Regions from separate parts of the Mus musculus genome. Here region 2 is linked to region 1. The links are chromatin loops, found by intact Hi-C in ENCODE. Cell type or tissue: left cerebral cortex. All regions are shown on one strand.

Evidence for each region. A loop is a pair of places that touch in the nucleus more often than their neighbours do. Peaks named below come from ENCODE experiments on the same cell type or tissue, not always from the same donor. Only the 100,000 strongest peaks of a DNase experiment are listed, where the experiment ranks them.
Region 2: a loop joins it to region 1, with 4 times the contacts of the local background. A loop is called at or near these places in 16 of 42 quality-filtered maps.

The regions. Positions count from the first base shown.
Region 1 is chr2:71,895,334-71,903,333 of GRCm38, forward strand. Pdk1 (pyruvate dehydrogenase kinase, isoenzyme 1) reads left to right here. Exons shown (of 11, transcript NM_172665.5): 9 at 356-466; 10 at 2,314-2,427; 11 at 4,651-8,000. The coding sequence ends at 4,791. Among named protein-coding and RNA genes, the nearest start is that of Pdk1, 26 kb to the left of the region's middle. In left cerebral cortex, a CTCF peak has its summit at 3,329 (motif pointing right); DNase peaks (open chromatin) are centred at 195 and 3,323.
Region 2 is chr2:72,035,208-72,043,207 of GRCm38, forward strand. All of the region lies in intron 3 of Rapgef4 (Rap guanine nucleotide exchange factor (GEF) 4), which reads left to right. Among named protein-coding and RNA genes, the nearest start is that of Gm29940, 16 kb to the right of the region's middle. In left cerebral cortex, CTCF peaks have their summits at 543 (motif pointing left), 3,136 (motif pointing right) and 7,098 (motif pointing left); DNase peaks (open chromatin) are centred at 585, 885, 3,160, 3,661 and 1 more place; H3K27ac peaks cover 929 bases.

The DNA.
Region 1 (8,000 bases):
TGGCTACATAGTATTCTGTTTTAGAATGCACTTTATGTGGTCCCTGTGTGGGCTACTCTCTGGTTTTTCTTAAAACCATGATGGATATTCTCATGTGTACTTTGCCTGCTTTAGTTTTTTTAGGATAGACGTAGGAGGTGGTACTGTTGTGTAGAGTGTCCTTGCTTTTTTTATTTATTTTATCCTGATTATCATATTGTCCACCAGGAAGGATTAACTCTGTGTTAGCCACACCATTCAGGGCAGTGTTAAAGTTTGCAGCTTGGATTCCCAAAAGCAGCCTTCACCCCAAAGTAGTTAAGTCAGGATTCTGCAAGGTGTGGGCCCGGTTACAGTTTGGTCCTTTTTCCTTTAGATGAGTGACCGGGGAGGCGGTGTTCCACTGAGGAAGATCGACAGACTCTTCAACTACATGTACTCAACCGCACCCCGGCCTCGTGTTGAAACGTCCCGTGCTGTGCCCCTGGTATGTGCCAGAGAAAGGCTGTGGTGTCCGCCAACCACCATCAGAATGTGACTTCCCCAAAACCAGTTAAGCCGATTTCACAGGAGCTCACAAGGAAGGAAAATGCTTCCAAACTTTTTTTTTTTTTTCATTATAGAATAGAGTTTATTCAGGGCATGGGGAGGGGAGTTGAGAGGGTAGTAGAGGCAGAGAAAGGCAGAGAGAAGGAGAGAGCAGAGAAGCAGAGGCTGGCCATGGCCACTTGGAGAGAGGGGGAAAGGGACTGGGGAGAGTGGGAACAAGAGGGCAAGAGGCAAGATCGTAAGAGAGCACTTCAAAACTTTAGAGACAAATACTTCTGCCTGAATTAAAGAGCCCTGGGGCTTATTTTTAATTGAAACAGGCACAAGACAGATCATAGTTTGAGGTTTTTCTGGTACTCTTGGTGTCGCCATCACAGTGGTCTTTCCTGTGGCAAGCCATATATACCAATCTATTTCAATATGAAGACTGCATATGGATCGTACTAGTCATTGGTCATCGCTGACTTGACATGAGTTTTCCCTCAAGCATTTGTATTTCGAAAGACCTCGTTGATAGACACAACTGAAAGTCTGCTTTCTCTTTATTGTTCTTCAGTTCACCTGCTGTTGCCTCCAGTGCCCTGGGATTAAAGGCAATGCCACAATGCCTATTTTTTTTTAATATATTTTTTTAAATTGTATGTTTGTATTTATTTAGTCTGTAAGTGTCTGAGTGTGTTTGGTTGCAGCTCAGCCCTAGGGCATGGAGAAAGTTGGAGATTGGGTAGTTGATTTGAAGAGCCACCTAGAAACACGGGAATATAAAATAATTAGTACAAGTGTGATGACTCTGTGGGAAAACACCGACAGCATCGTTTGATCTCCAGATTCCATGGTGGCAGGACAGAGCCAACTCCTGGAAGTGGTCCTCCCCTCCACGCATAGAACATGATAAGCACATACCTGCACTCATACACACACGAATAACAATATAAAAAATAATCAGTGGGGGGAAAAGCCAGAGCCCATGCATGATCTTAGTGAGTGACTCTTCTGTTGGCATGAACACTAATGCCATGCTGTGAGCAATACCACAAAAGCATGGCTTACTGATGGGAGCCACTTTTTACCTTTCCTCAAGTGTCTGCAGAATTTACTCAGGTAAAGAAGGACCAGACACTGGAAACAGGATGAAGACACGGAAGTCCTATGTTGAAGGAAGTCAGGGAAGGAGATTGGCTCCACCAGACAGGAGAGCAGGCGGCAGAGACCTGATCTTGTCTTGGAAGCTCTTTCTAGAAGCTTGGCTTTTTAATCTCTCGGGTGGTGGTGGTGGTGGGGGTGTCGTACTGGAATGCTTTGAAGATTCTGGAGCAGGGAAGTGATCTGTCAGGGAGAATAAGAAAGTGAATTATCACAGATTATTTCCAGGTTCAGAACAAAGGCTGGAAATCCATGGCGTGAAGTCCTGAGATTCCTATCTATTGTTCGTAAAGCTGCAACAAGACATTTTCTAGTCTTGCTCCTAAATGAAACTGTGTGCTTTATAGGAAATTGCTGAAAGCTATATTGGGAGAACCCTGGAGCAGGACAGCAAAGAAAAGCAATATGCCTTCTTCAGACTACCACAGATCATTTTATAGACCGAATAAAAGGCTTTAGGTCCACAATTGTTGAGCTGATGGGCTGAGCTAAACTCCAGCTTAACCCTTCCGCATGACTGCATTTTACGGGCTCCGTCCGCTGCACAGGTTGTTGGCTTTGCAGTTCTCCGTGGCATTATCTTAGCTAGAAAAGTGTTCCAGCGTGTGGGACTCTGAACAGAACTGTTTTCTTGTCGAACAGGCTGGGTTTGGTTACGGATTGCCCATATCACGCCTCTATGCACAGTACTTCCAGGGAGACCTAAAGCTGTATTCCTTAGAGGGCTACGGGACAGATGCGGTTATCTACATTAAGGTAATAACCAAGGATCCTTGATTTAATTGTACTGAAAAGTTTTCTAATTTGCATATGTATGTGTGTGAGTTTATGTGTACCGTATGTATCCAAGAGCCCTCAGAGGCCAGAAGTGGGTATGAGATCCCTGGAACTGGAGTTACAGACAGTTGTGAGATACTGTGTAGGTAGGTGCTGGGAACCAGGCCTTGGGTTCTCTATAGGAGCAGTCAATACTTTGGGCCACTAAGCCATCTCTTCAGCCTGTTAACCCAACTTCTTTTAATGATAAGAAAAGATAAGAATGAAAAACTGGAATGGGATTTTAGTAAACCCCATGCTATTAATAAATATAGAGATATGGGAATGCAACGACTTTGATGGTTGAGGGCAGTGGGAAAGAAGTAGAGAATCCTGAATGTACAAGAAAGACCCTGGGTTCACTCCAGCACTGTAAAAAAGAAGTAAGTCTAGTTTTCATGTGAAACATGACCAGTCACCGAGCTGTTTTGTTTTGTGTTTTGTTTTTGTTTATTTATTTATTTTTGTTTTTCGAGACAGGGTTTCTCTGTGTAGCCCTGGCTGTCCTGGAACTCACCCTGTAGACCAGGCTGGCCTTGAACTCAGAAATCCGCCTGCCTCTGCCTCCCGAGTGCTGGGATTAAAGGCGTGCACCACCACGCTGGGCTCAAGCTGCTCTTTTAAAATAAAATGTTAGTTTGTCATGGGCACACATGTACATGAGGTCAGAACAACTTGCCAGAATTAGTTCTCCCCTTTCCTCGTGTGGGTTTGGAGATTAGATTCAGATCATTAGGCTTGATGGCAAGCACCTTTACCCACTGAGCCACGCATACTCAAACAAATCAGTGTAATGATTAAAGAATTGGTTACGCCTTTGCTGCCTCCAGTTTCTTGCTCTGGCCACTAGATGGCGCCTATTTTATAGGCTATGCTTGAAAATGCTGTGAAAAAAGTTGGCCTGAAAAGAATAAATTCTTTATAGCCATGTTATTTCCCCTCACATGTCATTGTGAGGAACTTAAGTATGACTATATGAGCATGATAATTTTAACAGTAAATGTAGCATCTTGGTCTGTATTTAGACTGCTCAGAGCGTGGAGGTAGTAAGTTTTTCTATTTGGGAAAAACCAGAACTCAAGCGATATGATGGAGTCATCACGCCCTGTCCCATTACAGACCTTATTCAGCATCACCAGGAGTGAATTTCTAGTTCCATCCTGTCAACATCATCTTGGGGAATACCAGGGGCCTATTGTCAAAGTTCTGACAATTCCTACTGTGAAGACAGTAACAGAAAGCATAGTTTATCGCTGGGTCCCATTATTTACAGGAAGCTGTAGAGCAGGGAATGGATGGTTGTGTGGGGAACAGAAATCCATGGTTAGGGACCGAAACTGCCCTTAATGCAGGAGGAGAAAACAGCATTGCTTAGCGATATAGTGCTTGCTTTACAAGAAAGACCCCGTGTTCAGTCTTCAGCCTGGGTGCTGGGCAGTGAAAACAAACTTGTGTTTGGGCCCCAAACACAAGGACCAAGCACTGTTCATCGAAAAGCCTCTGGAGATGCTTAGACCGAGCTCTGTGTTTACTGATGCCAATACTGGTGTGTTCAGTTTTTAATTTTTATAGAAGATTATTTTATGTGTACAAGTGTTATGCTTACATGTGAGTCTCTGTACTACATGTCTGCCTGGTGTGTGTGGAAGTCAGAATAGGGCATAAGGTTTTCTGGCTCGGAGTCATAGGTAGTGGTGAGCCAGCATGTGTGTGCCAGGAACCGAACCCAGTTCCTGTGCAACAACAAGTGCTCTTAACCACCGAGCCATCTCCGTTCCTGCATAGTAACGCTTTTAATAATACATTACTATATAGTGAAAAAGATTGGCTTTCTTCTCAATAAATCTGTGTATGAATATTAAGGTAGTAGTAGCAGACTCCTGGCTGGGCTTGCACTTTTCAAGAGATGTCTGTTCTGCTTGGGTAGACTTTTCCAGGCTGGCTAGCGGATACCTGAAGCATCAAACCCAACTAGTGTGTTACCAGTGCTCCAGTTGTAGTAAATAGCATTTCCTAATGTATCCACCCTGAAGATGGTGTGTGGTTAGTAACTAGTTGATGAGATGCCAGCAGAACCCTGTTTACTTTGTGGTCGCTGTTTGCCACTGTATATTATCTCAGATAACGAACTCTCAGAAGTGTCTGACTTCTTTTCAACCCCAGGCTCTGTCGACAGAATCCGTCGAGAGACTCCCTGTGTACAATAAAGCCGCCTGGAAGCATTACAAAGCCAACCACGAGGCTGACGACTGGTGTGTGCCCAGCCGAGAGCCGAAAGACATGACCACATTCCGAAGCTCTTAAACGCACATGGGACGCCTGGCACATCCACATGTGGTTTCTGCTAAATTTGGAAGACATGTATTTGGAACCACACTGTTCCAAATATTTCACGTGTGATCTTCACAATTAGTGTTTGCTGAAGCTCCTAAAGGATCGGTTATGCCAACTGTATTCTGATGTGTTGGGTTAATTGGGCGTGGTTTTGAACACACATAATTTTGGTCAACTACCCTTGGTATGGTATGGGGTGTGAAGTTCCTGGTTTCTGTAGGAAGCTGAGTATTTCTTTCAAGTTTTCACTTACTTCTGCTAGAAGCATCTGAAGAACGTGGAGTAGCTGGCTAGCGGCCTCTCTGCTTTTGGAGTTCTATCATCTGTGAGTGGTGACACCTAGTCAGATGGTCTTCTTATCTCCCACGAAGAACAACACAGTGATCCGTTAGAACCCACACAGGTTGTCAGAGTGCTGAAATGAATTGATCATGGCATCATTTTTTTGCAGTGGATTGTAATGACTGGTTCCCCATGGAGCTAAGTCCAGAGCGTGGTTATCGAGTTTACTGTCAGCACAAGGGATTTTCTTTAAAAACAAAGTCTCACTGTGTAGCCCCAGCTGGCCTTGAGCTTACAAAGCCCTCGGTGTCCTGAGCGCTGGAATGAGAAGGGTGTGCCACCACATCTGGCTTACAAGAGAAACGTTAGTCCCAAAACAAGCCAAATGGCAGCAGAGAGTAAACTGTTTGGGAAGCACCAAGTGGCCCAGGCCGAGCTGACCGACTGCTGAGGTGATCTGAGGATGAGCGTGAGATTCTCTGGGTCCCACCCAGGGATCCAGAGGCTGAAGGCCAGGGACCAGGTGAGGCTCATGGCTGGCCTGGCTGGAACTATATTTGGGAGTGAATCGTGACTACTGCTGTTGTCAGAGTGACAGACTAGATTGGGAAGCTTGTCGGGTTGCTACACATTAGGGGACATAATCTGAATCTCAAGCCTGGTGCAAGCTAAAGCATTAGCGGGAAGACCAGGGTGACAGCGAGAGGTCAGGTGACCAAAGGCTCAGCCACCTTGGTTTCCAGTGGTGACTAAGAACATGTATTTTTCTAAAATATCCAGATTTTTTTTTTAAATCAAAGAAAAGTCAGCTTATATTAACTACAGAATTCATTTGCAGCTATGTGTTGATTTAAAGTCTGCAACAAACGCTTTGAAGTATTGATGTTATTTGTGTTAGAATACAAACCTATGGAGCAGGTAATGACACCTGGGTTCTCTCTCAGTGACCCAGAGTCACACAGAATTGGTGCCCCAGCCTGAGCTGTCTCTGCTGATCACTGTCCACTGTCTGGGATATTTATAACCTCCTCTGTTAGGTGATGGGGAAGTACTTGGAAAACATGCTTTGCCACTTGCCTAGAGGGATTTGGGGGTTTGGTTTGGAAAATGTAGTGAGTTAAAACATGTCACTCTTGACATGTTTTATCCAGTCTTCACTCTGTGTCCTACACATACATACATCTGTAATACAAAAGCCAAATCATGTGACATGGCACAAAATAGAACTTTGGTGCCAGTGATAGGAACATGCAGCCTGAGCATGCGCCAGGGTGGTCAGCCCAGATCCTTAGCTGAGAGGTGAGGGGCCTGAAACTCAGGTCCTATTGGCCCAGGGTTTTTAGCTAATACTACCAAATGTTGGAAAATATACACCGTATACCTGCTGTTTCTAATTGAGGACTTTGTAAGAAATAATAGATCATGCTCCTGAGTGGCATTTATTCAGTGTATTGCACTTACTAGCTTTCAATTACACTTTACTGCAATGATGAAATATTTTGGAATCTTTTGTACAACTGTCAATAAACGTACTATTTTTACTTGTGAAATACTTTGCCCTCTCCAAGGAATTAAAAAAAATTATCCCCCTCTCTGCTTAAGAGCTAAGAAATGTTTTCAGACAAGAAGAATTTAAAATTAGTTTACTTTAGATTCTTTTTAAGGTGTAGCACCTTTTTGCTCTGTTGTAATGGTAATGGATGGAGACAATGTGACAAAGCTCTAGGGGACGCTTTCCAGAGTTACTTTTAAAGACACCTGGAAGGTTTTTAGATTCTTAAGGTGAGCCATTTTGTCTGCCAGCGATAGTTTTATGTGGTTTAGGTATGAAAATAGAGTTGATGGTTGGGGAATGGACAGCAAGTGATTTTTATAACCTGGGCAGTTAGTGAGTGTGCCAGTGTAGTGTAGGAAAGGATTGTAAGAATATTTCACCAGGCAGTGGTGGCGCACGCCTTTAATCCCAACACATGGGAGGCAGAGGCAGGCGGATTTCTGAGGCTAGCCTGGTCTACAGAATGAGTTCCAGGGCAGCCAGGGCTATACAGAGAAACCCTGTCTCGAAAAATAAAAGACTATTCCACACTGTAATTCCAAATGCTGGCTGGTTTTGATGCCTTTACATTTAATAATGGTCAGTGTCTTACACTGAGATTTCTACATGAAGACATAGAAGCAGAATTCTACCGCAGCGTGGTGCATTTTCGGGGTGACTGAAAACTGAAAAGATGGATCAGCTTTAAAAAAAAATTTGAGCCACTTAAGGATCTTAGAAATATACTCGTGTCCTTTAGACAGCAGTCTGTTTCATCATCAAGACTCAATATCTGTACAGGTTCAACGAATTGTAACTAGTTGCCAGCACTGGCTCAGTGGGTAAAAGCATGGCCATCAAGCCTGGGTTAGGGATAGGGTTGGAGATCTTTCCTCAGCACGAATGGTGGAATTAGAGAAAGAACCAACCATCCTGTGAGTTATCTGTGGTTCTCCACACGTGCACTGTGCACATGCGCATCCCCTACATACACCACACTAATAACTGTAGCCAGGTGTCTTGCACTCTCAACCATCTCCTAGCAGTGCTTGAGGCAGGCTTGCACTGTAGATAGCCTAGTGGGCAAAGCAGGTAGAGTTCGTGTGCTTAGAGTTATCCTAGATTTCCCTTTTCTAATACACTGCCAATGATTGACATGTGCTGGAGAACTGGTGGATAATTTTGAAGAGCTGTATAAGTAAGTCATTTTCCACAGTAGAAATAACAGTAGGGAAAGGCTTAGTGTAACTGGCACTGCCTTCTACTCAACACTGGTGGAATCTCCTTTAGTCAAGACAGAGTATGTCCTATTGCTCGTTGATAGCGTGGGTCCACCACGCCTGCCTTTCACCGTTACAGCGGC
Region 2 (8,000 bases), 140 kb after region 1:
TAGAACATCTATCATAGCACTATATCCTTATGCCTATATACAGGGACTGGCTTCATCTGTAGGCACTTATATGCTGGTGTATTCGTAGGCTTGGATATGAGGCTCCATGACAGCGGTTCTAACCCTCCAGGCCCATCCAGATGCAGATCAACTAAATTTAAATTTAAATCTGACGTAGTTCAAAGTTTGAATTCTTCCTGTTGCCCACACACGAGAAAGAGTGAGTAGAGTTGGAGGTAGGAAGTGAAGAAAGAGAAAGAAAAAACAGTTACAAGAGATTGAAGCAGATTGGGAGAGGATAGCGCAGAGCTGTGCTCAGGGTCCAGTCACCGGAGAGGAGAGGAGAGAGCAGCCTTCCTTAGCTAGCCTGCGTCTCCATTTTCTTTCTCTGGGACCCTCTGTCTGTCTTCTCACCAAGTCAGAAAGGATACAGTGTCAAGCTCTCAAATGCACCCCAGTTTTACCCCTGTGTGGGGGACATTAGATGCTTTCTGGGCCAGAACTGAGCAGAGCAAGAAAGGCTTCTGGCGTAGGAGTGCCTCCTACAGGCGGCTGTGCACAGAGCATCCTACAAGCATCGCAGTGGCCATGCCCTGCGCAAGACCTGTGATCTCTTGGAAGCGCTGACTCATTTTTTCCCAGTGCTCATGCGGGTCAGGTGGGGCAGCCAGTTCCTTGTGACTCTGGGGCTTATGTCCTTGCCAACAATGGTGCCCGAAGGCTGGGGAGAGGGAAGGATAGAAGTGAGGCCAGCTGGCATCACAGTTGTGGGGAGAAGCCGATCCTGTCTTCTGCCTGTGATGCAGGCTCATAGTCCCAAGCCTTCACCAACACACCCACCCACTCATCCTTGACCACCTCTTAGATTTTGCGATGTGCGGTTAAATCAGCGTGGTTCTCCATTCCATAGCACACCCAAGCGGTGAAGTGGGATGGACAAGGGAAGAAAACGGACAACGGTAGGTTACAGGGTAGAGGCGTAACTGTTAGAAGGGATGTCGATGTGTTGTGTGGGCAGCTGGGAGAAAGAAAGGATCCTGACTCGGATGAAGGAGTGGGTGGTGGTGCCCCTGAAGAGGCAGGCATAGTATTTTTTGTGCTATAGATTTATTGGGTTTTATCGACTTGATACTTTTTCTTTTTCTGAAAAAGTTACCCTATTTCATGAGGCACCAGGAGGTTAAGAATGCATATATAAATATTCTATTTGCCTCATAAACTCCTATTACCTTCCGACCATTCTATATGCTATTTCCTTTTCCATCACTCACATTGTGCCAGGAGCTTAGGAACACCGTGTATGTGTGTGTGTGTGTGTGTGTGTGTGTGTGTGTGTGTGTGTGTGGCTTGAGCCCACCCATAGGTTGGCCCAGGTATGCTTCGTCATGCTCGTCCACAGAGAAGTCATGGTCTCCTTAGGATGATGGAGTGGCAAAGCTGAAGAGCTAGAGACCACTGGGACCCCCTGTCATCCCTGAGTCTTTCCTTTTCCATCAGTTAGTCAACATGCGTGGTGGCCTATTGAAGTGTCCAAAGGTGTCTCACTAGTATCCAGGGGATCTGCCCACCGGGATGCCTAAGATCACAGTAAAGAAATCCACCGATCCCACATTGTAGAGAAGTATGAAAATGATTCAGGGAGTGAGTGGGCCTGCCAGTGTCAGGCCTTCGCTGTGTGGTGAGGATGGGGCCCACTGGGCTTCAGGCCTAGGGATGGCTTACCTCCCCAGCACAGGGGTCCGGCCCACTGTCAGCAGCCAGAACTAGTTGGTGAGATAGGTCTTACTCAATAGCCCTGCTTGGCCCGAGACTTACTGTATAGAAGACAAGGCTGGCCTCAAACTCAGAAACGCACATACCTCTGTCTCCAAATGACACAAAATCCCATTGAGATCTGCATAGCTCATTTCTCAAGCAGTTACATTCTTCCTACTTCTGATGGACCCCAGAGCCACATCCTGCTTATGTGGCCTTGATTTCTGGGCAGCTAAGACCCCCCAAGCTGAAGGCTTCCAGAGCAACCTGACTGGGAGAGAGTAAGCCTCTGGATAGCAGGAGCACCTCCCACCAAGAGACCTTCCCCAAGACCTGATGCTCTTGTTCCCAGTTCCCGCATTGCTACTTTGTAACAACCGTGTTTGTCCTCAGCATCCTGGGAAATGCAGAGCCGCAACTCCTTGTGCCCTGGAGCTTTTAGAGACCTGCAAACCCTCACGCCTATCTTCGTGTTTTTATTCCATGCTTATTTTTCCTCACCACCAAGCTCGCTGCAATGTGCACTCACATCAGAGACATGTCTCCCAGCTTCTCAGACAGCCTTCTGGCCTTGGCCCTTCTTTTTGCTATCTTACAGAACTTTGACCAGCCAACAAGGGGGTGTGCCTACAGGCAGCATCCATGTCTAATGGTGTCCGACATGACATGTTCATGTAGGTTTCTGCTTGGCAACAGGCATCTTGTTTAGGAGTAGTCTCTCCAGTTCCCCAGTGACACTTTGTCTGCATCTCCAGGGACATCTTACCCTCAAAACAATACACACAAATAATAGCAATAGTGATGATGATGGTGGTGGTGATTATGATGATGATAGTAAACCTTAAAGTAGGCATATATACCTACTATATTAGACAACAGCACTCAACTCTCTCTCTCTCTCTCTCTCTCTGTGTGTGTGTGTGTGTGTGTGTGTGTGTGTGTGTGTGTACACAAGGCCTTGCTTTTCCCTGCAGATTTTATAGGTGAGGAGAATTTATGGTATAACAAATATTTAAATCCTAGAAACATGTATGCTTTTTTAGCAATTCTGGAAACACCTAAACTAAGGGAAATCTCCAATCATATCAATTCCTAAAGACTGACTGACTTTCATGTTTCAAAATAGAGAATGGTGCTTTATGATGTCACTAAAGCCTGTAACACTCACTGTTATCTTTATTTGATACAAACCCAGCAGCTGGGTTGGGTATGGCTATGCACAGTTAGATACGCTATGAACTGAGGCTAGTGGGTCCTACTCGCTGTATATAAAGCACTTAGTACAAAGCTTTGAATGAGCAGGGTCCCGGTGTTTTCTGCTAACTAATAAAAAGTTGATTGCCTAGACTGGAGAGCTGTTGGCTCCCATACCTGCAATGCTAGCAATGGTCACAAGAGGGCAGTGTTAGAACATGAAAACCAGGAACTGCAGCCCAGTATTTTGAAACTGCAGGAGTTTAAATTTTGTTCAGCCATTTCACTGGAGCAGAGATTCTGGGCTGCACTTGGCCTTGGTCTCCACTTCATTCCACCCCCTCATCTGTCATTGTGCCATTATCTGGCAATTTTTACTCTGGTTTTGAAAAAAAGACCTCTTGCTGTTTTTCTCTCTAAGGTCAAATAGAAAACCTTTAGTCATCCCTGCCTTTGCTTTTACAACACAGATGCCTTTGTTCATTGCAGTTTTGATTATTAAATTTGAAGTACAGCTCTCTCTCCCTTTCTCCCCACCCTCCTTCCCTCCCTCTCTCCCTCTTTCGCTCCCCCCCCTCTGTGTGTTTCCTTCCCTCCCTCCCTCCCTCTCCCCCGCTTCCTCTCCCTGATTCTTTCACTTGGCCACACACTCTGTTCGCTTTCCTTTCAGTGACATCACCATTTTTGGGAGACACTACTTGAACACATTTCTGAACAGTTTTACGAAGCCCAGAAAACGTAAAAGGTGGCAAGCTGGTTGCAGATGGTGTCACTGCTGACTCCCGCCGGAGCTCTGGCTGGGGCTGAGCTATTCATTAGGAATGGATATTTAGTTGACTTGGCATTCTGCACAACTCACCCTACATGTAGTTTTGTTGTTGAGTATTCTTTGTCCGGGTGACACAGTGCTGGCCAGTTCAGCTCTGCACTGGTTAGAAATGCCCGTGCCAGGCCGTGCTCTGCAAGCCAGCCCCAGCGAGCTTGCCTGATGTCCATCGGCTGCCCGACAAGCCGATTCCAGGGACACGCTCTGAAAGGAACCGGCCTTGCCGTTGCCGCTTGCCAGAAAACACATTTGACTTAGAAGTATCTTGCCTTCCTGCTTGGCAGTAAATCCTTTTGACACACGTGCAGTTGGATGCCTTGACAGACTCTGAAATTGGGTTCCATTTGATTTGATTACTTAAAAACGCTTAGAGAACTCAATAAATTCCAGGAGCAAATTCAAGCTCAGGAAGCAAAATGCAAGAGCTTTGAAACCTAGTGGCAAGTATAGGCTGGAAATGAACCCTGTAAAAACATCAGCTTTTAAAGAACTTATGCTTCTGAGTCTACCTATACACGTAAAGATAACCTAACACAAATAAGATTGTTAACTCTTGACTCAATGACACAGAAATGAATAAATTCTGAATAGCTAACAGGTCTGATAACTCTTCAGAATCACAGGATAATTTTTCATTTTCCATGAGTTCATCACAGACACAGCTCATGTCCCCAGATCATCTGCGCAGGCCAGGTTTCAGTGGACCATGATCGTACATTGTGACATGTAACCCTGGCCTTCTTACCACCGTGACCACTTCACAGTGTCCGTATGAACACATGTGAGACAGCTCTGGCGAGAATGTCTGCTTTAAGATGTGAGAACGCCACAATGCAGATGCACAAAGCAGATAAATTAAGAGGTGATTAGTCGCAGTACAAAAGGATTCTTTGATTTACAGCAGGATTGTCAGGAGGGTTTCTTTGAATACAAGCTCCCCCAGAGAGCTCAAGTGTTTTGCAGATCATTCAAACCACTTGACATCCAGACTGGGGGACAGAGAAACTTGGAATTTAAGTGTTGAAAGCCATCATTAGATGAAGCTTAATACAACACGACTATAGAGGTTCTCTGTTGTTTAAATAAAGGCAAAAATATAATTTGCTTTTTAGAAGTGTAGAAAACCTATACATGCGTGGCGATGTGACTGAGTTAGGAATTATATTGTATTATTTTTTATCTATTTAATTCTGGCAAGCTGACTCAGCCAGTAAAGGTGACTGCCACCAAGCCTGGTGACTTCAGTTCAAGTCCTGAAGCCCACACGCTAGAAAAAGAGAACCAACTCTTATAATTTCTCACAATGACCTCGTCGGGCATGCTATGGTATATGTATCACGGTAGCTTTCCCCCCCAATACAGAAATGTTTAAGATGTGTTCTGCTATTAATCTTTTTTAAACATTTATTTATTTATTTAATGTATACAAGTGATCTATCTGCATGTACACCTGCATGCCAGAAGAGATCATGAGGTCCCTTTATAGATGGTCATGAACCACCATGTGCTTGCTGGGAACTGAACTCAGGAACTCAGCCAGTGCTCTTAACTGTTGAGCCATCTCTCCAGCTGCTGATCTTGTTAAAGGCATTGTGACCATTTCACAGAGGTCTGAGAGGAGCCAAAGCCATGGAGGCAGTGTAATCTAGATCTGCCAAGGTTCAGGCCCCTTCCACATCAGCTCTGCCTGACTCTTGTCTCTGTGTGGACCTCCTTTGCCTCTTGTTTGGTGCCTGTCACCACAGGCTGGTTGGCATCCTTTGGTTTGGTCCCAGCATCTAAGATGGCTGTAGTTTTGTGTGGCAAAGACTCAGGCAGGTTTAGAAACTGGTACATGCAGACTGAGGTATACATGTGGACAGGGACTGTGTGGAATAATTGTATGCCAACTTGACACGGGCTGCAGTCGCCTGATAGGAGAGAACTCTGGAGTAAAAGCCTCATAAGATGGGGCTGTAGACAGCCTGTAGGGCATTTTCTTAATTAGTGATTCATGTCCGGAGGACCCAGCCAGTTCTGAGCGGGATCACTCCTGGGCTGGTGGTCCTGGGTTTTATAAGAAAGCAGGCTGAACAAGCCATTAGGAGCAAGTCAGTGAGCAGCAGCCCTCCATGGCCTCTGCAACAGCTCCTGCCCTGTTTGAGTTCCTGCCATGATTGGTTTCCATGATGAATGGTTATAAGGATTTTATGAGTGAAAGACAGCCTTTTCTTCCCAAGTTGCTTTGGGCTGTAGTGTTTTATCAAAGCGTTAACAGCCCTAGGTAAGTCAGGGAGTCAGAAGGCAGGCCCAGCGGGGAGCTGGACTCTACCCAGGTTCACTCGGAACTTTCCCCACAGAATGACTACCTGAGAGCCCTCGGTCTACAGATGTATTGTCAAATAATGCATCGGCAGGAACAGGAAGTCTGCAGCGAGGTAAAGAGACTGAGTAGTTTCTAGTCTCAGTTCTCCCTCTGCCTGTTTTGGATAAGATACTGAGCATCTTAGAGTCTGAATCTGTCTAACTTCTGAGACAGCGATAACAATGATGATAGTGCGGACCACTGTAATAACAGTCCTAACCTCAAAAATCCTACAGGCTTCAAATTCTGAAACTTTTGAGTGCTAGGAATGGAATTTTCTACGTCTGATCCGATATGACAGGTAATTCAGACACAGTTCAGGGAATGGAGTGATCACTTGGTCGATAAAATACCTGCCAGAGAAGCACTAGGACTGAGTTCAGCTCTCCAGTCCCCCAGGCATGGCCACACCATTGGTAGGTTCCAGGAACTGGGAGGGATGGAGGCAGGTGGGTCCCAGGAGATGGCTAGCCAGCCAGCCTAGCCAGTTGGTGAGTGCTGAAATCAGTGAGAGGCCCTGTCTCAAAGGATCCTGTCTCTGGTCTCCACGTGTGCACACACATGTATATACAAAACACAGCTTAGTGTGTGTACACATTTGTTTGGAATATTGCATGAAGTTATTTTCAGAATGTGCATAAGGAAATGTGACATAGAAGTGATTGTGTGTTTAGAGAGAGGTTCCTCCTGCAAAGTATCTCCCGATTTTGTGTGTGTGTGTGTGTGTGTGTGTGTGTGTAATGCAAATATCCCACAGTCTTAAAAAATGGAAACTCTTCTGATCCCAGGCATCTCGCTCAGCCTCTGTCATCAATCGGAACACCCAGGAGAGATTAAGCGTTTGTTTCTAGTCATGCTGTGTTCAAATAACACGGGCCAAAGAGACATCACGATCAGAACGGTACTGCGTCATGGGACAGCATTCCACTTCCATCCATGCAGAGGTCTTGTCCTGGGGATCTTACGCCACCTTCTGGCCTTCCAGGGCACTGCACTCTTTAGTTTTCAAACCTTTAGTTTGAAAGGTCCTCAAAGCTAATACACACCAGGGTATTTGCTCACCGCTGTTCCTGTTCCCAAGAAGGTCTGACTGCATTCTTCATTCTCTGTGGCACTGAAAACACGTTTCCCCCCCTCATTTGCCCTTAGTGAGCAATCTGCAGGCCAACAGAATAGACAGACACTGTTGTCAAGATTCCCTGTGCGATAAGCATGGCAATATGAGCCTACCTGTAGCCCATGAACAGGCTTTAAAGAAATGTCATGTCACATGTAGAGACAGACATGTTCAGTGACAGGCAGAGATGTTCAAGCTTTGAATTTTGACCTGTGAAAATCTAGAGAGACAGTAGTATGGATGCCGGGGAACTGTCTCTTTTAGATTCTCCCACATTTATCTTGCCTTTCAACCTGTGTGCTGAGTAATCTATTAATCCCAACGCTTAGGAGAAAGTTCGGATGTGATTTATTTGATAATTTTTCCCTAAGCCCATAGGAAACTCAAATTCCAATGTCGGTTAGTCTTTAGAAAATACAGATAGTTTCTGATCCCTTCCATTTCCCTGTGCTCAATTATCTCAGTGCTTAACCAAGACCTCCCGGATTCCAATTCCTAAGGAAATTTGTTCTTAAAAAGTATTCTGAACCTCGTGCAACTGAAGTTTGAAGCTTCTGACAAGGAGGAGAGGGTTCCCAGCCTGAAGTTCAGGATGAGAACGTGTGTTAGTTTGGATGCGGTGCTGGGTGGAATCCAGACCCTTGTGCATGCTAGGCAGGTGCTATACTGCTGGTACTGTCACACGTGGCTCTTGTCTTTAAATTTGACTGGTGCAAACATGAAGAAGAAGACTTGGGAAGGACTGATCACACACTCACTTCTGG